Regions from separate parts of the Homo sapiens genome. Here region 2 is linked to region 1. A link is an interaction called in ENCODE POLR2A ChIA-PET data of the cell type or tissue named here. Cell type or tissue: A673. All regions are shown on one strand.

Region 1 (2,500 bases):
GTTTAGAGATGAGTTGAACTTTAGATGTGGAAGAAGGATTACTAGAGTGTGGCTGTTGCTGATTGGCTAATTTTCAGAAGCAAGTCACTGATCAGGAGATTGTTATTGATTGATTAAAACAGATTCTGGTTGTTTCTTGTCACTATGACCAAAGAACAATCAGTATCTTTTTGTTGCTCAATTTGGAATGAAGGAACTTGCCACTCTGTCTTACAAGGCCACTGGAAAGTCTTTGTCTTTTACTTTGAGAGAAATGAGGAGTTAATAGGGGATTTTTGAGCAGTGGAGTGACAGGATTTGACTTATATTTTCAGAGGATCTGAAATCTTGGCTGCTGTGTACCAGAGTGGAAGAGGGGAGACAAGTCACTGCAGTCACCCTGATGAGAGATGTATTAGGTTGTTGTTGCATTCCTGTAAAGAAATACCTGAGACTATGTAATTTATACAAAAAGAGGTTTAATTGGCTCACGGTTCTCCAGGCTGTATAGGAACCATAAGGCTGGCATCTGCTTCTGGGGAGGCCTCAGGAAGCTTCCAATCATGGTGGAAGGCAGAATGGGAGCAGGAACTTCACAAGGCAAAATCAGGAGCAAGAGGGAGAGGGGGAGGTGCTACACACTTTTAAACCACCACATCCCAAGAGAACTCACTCAGTATCTCGAGGACAGCATCCAGGGGATGATGCTCAACCATTCATGAGAAAGCTACCCCCATGATCCAATTATCTCCCACCAGGCCACACCTCCAACACCGGGGATTACATTTCAACATGAGATTTGGCTAGAACATCCAAATCCTTTCAGGAGATGTGACTTGAACCATGGTGGTAGTAGTATGGGCAATGAGAAGTGTTTTCTCCCTTTTTTTTTTTTGAGACAGAGTCTTGCTCTGTCACTCAGGCTGGAGTGCAGTGATGCAATCTCAGCTCACTGCAGCGTCCACTTCCCGGGTTCAAGTGATTCTCCCATCTCAGCCTCCTGAGTAGCTGGGACTACCAGCATGCAGCACCATGCCCAGATAATTTTTGTACTTTTTGTAGAGACAGGGTTTCACCATGTTGGCCAGGCGGGTCTCAAACTCCTGAGCTCAAGCAGTCCACCCTCCTCAGCCTCCCAAAATGCTTGGATTACAGGCATAAGCCACTGAGCCTGGCCTGTTTCCATTTTAGATATATGTACTTATAGCCAACAAATAAACAAGATAATCCAGTTAGGCTAAGGGTATTGGAGCAAATATCATATTTACTTTTACATAGAATAATATAGCTGGATGACAGGATAGAGAGTAACTGGGCGGGGCTACTTAAGAAGAAGGGATCAGGGAAGTCCCTCATTGAAGGGGCAAGACCTCAGTGATGAAAAGAAGCCAGTGAGGATCTTAAGGCTGGTGCGTGTGTGAGGAGCAATGCATAGGCCAGTGGGTCTAGAAGGTGGTGAGGTCAGGGTTGAGGAAGAGCCACAAGCCGGGTGGGAGAGGGAAGCTGAAGCCAGATCCTTCTAGGCCTCAGTGCATAGAATGGATTGAGAAGAGTGGAGCAAGAGAAGAATCAGGAAGGTGGAAGTGGAGACAATATTCTACTAGACCCTGTCCTCATGGGAATTTTACGAGACCTCATTGAAGTGATGAAGTAAAAACTGTGAAGTCTTCATGGGGCCAGGGATTCTGTTTCATTGTTTGCTTAATTATGACGCCTAGAGAAATGGCGATATGAACTAACTGGCAGCTGTGGTGTACAGACTCGAAATAAAGACACTCAATTACCTGTCTCTGACTTTGAATGCAAAGACTAGGTTAGCTGCAGTGTTTTTTCCAAGACTAAATTATGATCTTGGCCTTCCTCTTTCACCAAGTCATCAGAAAAGTGGTTAACATTTATTGGGGGCTTCCTGAAATAGATACAGAAGAAACAGAGAACACAGGTTGGTTGTTAAGGCAGGATGACCTAGGATCCAACTGCAGAGGGGATGTGGACCGGGTTCCATTTCTCCTAGAGTTCTGGCTCCTCAGGGTAAGGAGAGTGATTCATTCACCTTTGTAGCCCTTGGGCTCCTAGTACAATGCCTGCAGAATGTAGGAGCTGATATTACCTTTTAGTGGAATTTGAATTAAGCACATAGTTTAGATCCACAGTACTGAAATGATAAACTATTAACTCAGAAAAGTAGTCATCTTCGCATCTTTTGGTTCACCATCCAGAATTGGGAGAAGGATTAGTCATCTTTCTCCCAATTCTTTTTTTTTTTTTTTTTTCCTTTTTTGAGACAGAGTTTCATTCTTGTCGCCCAGGCTGGAGTGCAATGGCGCGATCTCAGCTCACCGCAACCTCCGCCTCCTGGGTTCAAGTGATTCTCCTGTCTCAGCCTCTCGAGTAGCTGGGATTACAGGCATGCGCCACCACGCCCGGCTAATTTTGTATTTTTTAGTACAGACGGGGTTTCTCCATGTTGGTCAGGCTGGTCTCGAATTCCTGACCTCAGGTGATCGGCCTGCCTTGGCTT
Region 2 (2,500 bases), 730 kb before region 1:
GCTGAGGCAGGAGAATGGTGTGAACCCGGGAGGCAGAGCTTGCAGTGAGCCAAGATTGCGCCACTGCACTCTAGCCTGGGCAACTGAGCAAGACTCTGTCTCAAAAAAAAAAAAAAAAAACAAACTCAGGCAACAAAAGTAAAAATAAGTGAGACTACGCCAAATTTAAAAGTTTCTACACAGCAAAAGAAACAATCCACAAAGTGAAAAGGAAAAGGCATCCTATGGATTGGGAGAAGATATTTGTGAACCATATGTTTGATAAGGAGTCAATATCCAAAATATATAAGGAGCTCACATAACTCAATAAAAAACACATAACCCAATTTAAAACTGGGCAAAGGACCTGAGTAGACATTTCCCCCAAGAGCACATAAAAATGACGAACAAGTATATGAAAAGGTACTCAATGTCACTAATCATCAGAGAAAAGCAAACCAAAACTGAAATGAGATATCATTTCACATCTGTTATAATGGCTATTACCAATAAGATGAAAGATAACAAGTGTTGGCAAGGATGTGGAGAAAGGGGAATCCTTGTACACTCTTGGTAGAAATGTAAATTGGTGCAGTTTTATGGAAAACAGTATGGAGGTTCCTCAAAAAATTAAAAATAGAATGACTGCATGACTCAGCAATCTCCCTTTTGGGTATGTATCCAAAGGAAATGAAATCAGCCCTTCACAGAGATATTTGCACTCCCATGTCCATTGCAGCATTATTTACGGTTGTCTAGATATGGAAACAACCTAAATGTTCCTGATGGATGAGTAAATAATAAAATTGTAGTATATATACAATGTAATATTGTTCGGTCTTAAAAAAGGAGAATCCGCCATTTGCAACAACATGAATGAACCTGGAAGACATTATATGTCAAGTGAAATAAGCCAGACACAGAAGTAAAAATACTGCATGATCTCACTTTATATAGAGAATCTTTAAAAATATGTCAGATACATAGGAACGAAGAGTAGAATGGTAGTTACGGGGGATGGGGGTTAGGGGTGGAGGTGAGGCAGGAAATGGGGAGATGTAGATCAAAGACTACAAAGTTGCAGTTATGTAGGATGAAAAAAATCTAGAGATCCAATGAATGTACAACATGAGGACTATAGTTATAACTAGAAGTTTGCCAAGACAGTAGACTTTAGATGTAATTACCACAAAAAAGTGGAAAGAGGTTAAATATCTGAGATGATGGATGTTAAATCACTGGACTGTAGTAACCACTTAACTATATATCTAACCATGTAACTGTAATATGTCTATGAAAACACCAAGTTGTACACCTTAAGTATGTATCAAAAAAAGAAAAAAGTCTTATTCAACTACTTAGAATTCTGAGTATTCTGAAATGACTGAATACCCCCTCATGTGCTGTTAGCTTTCATACATGTACTAAGGCTCTCTGCATCCATGGAATTCAATGTGTGCTACTTTTCTTTTTTTTCTTTTGGAGACAGAGTCTTGCTCGACTGTCGCCCAGGCTGGAGTGCAGTGGTGTGATCTCGGCTCACTGCAACCTCCGCCTCCCAGGCTCAAGCAGTTCTGCCTCAGCCTCCCAAGTATCTGGGATTACAGGCACCTACCACCACACCTGGCTAATTTTTGTATTTTAGTAGAGACGGGATTTTGCCATCTTGGCCAGGCTGGTCTTGAACTCCTGATCTCAAGTGATCCACCCGTGTCGGCCTCCCAAATTGCTGGGATTACAGGTGTGAGCCACCACACCCAGCTAAAGTGTGCTACCTTTCTTTTGCTTCTGCTGAAATTTGCTGATTTCTGCTATCTGAAGTAAATATGCAATTTTCCCCCTTTTCCTCTCCACTCCTCCAAAAAAGAGTGAAACAAACAAGCCTAAAGCTTTGTTTACTCCAATTGACTTTATTTTTTGTAGTCATCCTGAGTAACTCTTTATTGCTTAATGGACAAAGTTAAAGTTTTTACCCTGGTATTTAGGCCTCGCGGAGTCAGTTGGAAACTTACCTTCTTAAGCTTCTGCCTGCTTCTCCTGTTCTATACCTTTTACTCCAGCCAAACTCAGCTGTTTACTGATCTCATATACCATCTGTTTTTTTTTTCCTTCTTATTCCCCTCCCTCAATTCATTCCTCATTCCCCTCTCCCAGTTCATCCTCTTCTTCCCATCAAGGCCAATCCAAATCCTTCTCATTTTTAAAGCCTACATTTATAGATTTTCCTAGTCTTAAGTGATCTTTTTTCTCCTCTGAATTCCTATAACACTTAATTGACACTTCTCTTGTGACATGTTTAATGTGTGGCTGGTCATTATAGCTTTTTCTATAAATGTTATACCTTCTCTTATGAGGATATAAGCTTCTTAAGGACAAAACTGCGTTCTTATTTTATTTCTTTGTAGCACCCTATAGTGCCATATACAAAACAGATGTTTAATAAACAGTACTTCACCAAATGCTTTATTCCTTTTGAAAGCACTCCAATTAACGTGATTAGAAGTTATTCAGAATGATTTTG

What was found. Peaks named below come from ENCODE experiments on the same cell type or tissue, not always from the same donor. Only the 100,000 strongest peaks of a DNase experiment are listed, where the experiment ranks them.
Region 2: POLR2A ChIA-PET joins it to region 1 with 13 read pairs; 2 of 35 experiments call an interaction of 5 or more read pairs at or near these places.

The regions. Positions count from the first base shown.
Region 1 is chr12:104,139,962-104,142,461 of GRCh38, reverse strand. LOC105369947 (a long non-coding RNA gene) reads right to left here and starts at 2,231. Exons shown (of 3, transcript XR_945286.2): 1 at 1,764-2,231. In A673, no CTCF peak of the experiment used is centred here; no DNase peak of the experiment used is centred here.
Region 2 is chr12:104,871,694-104,874,193 of GRCh38, reverse strand. The region is part of intron 6 of SLC41A2 (solute carrier family 41 member 2); the gene reads left to right. Among named protein-coding and RNA genes, the nearest start is that of SLC41A2, 85 kb to the left of the region's middle. In A673, no CTCF peak of the experiment used is centred here; no DNase peak of the experiment used is centred here.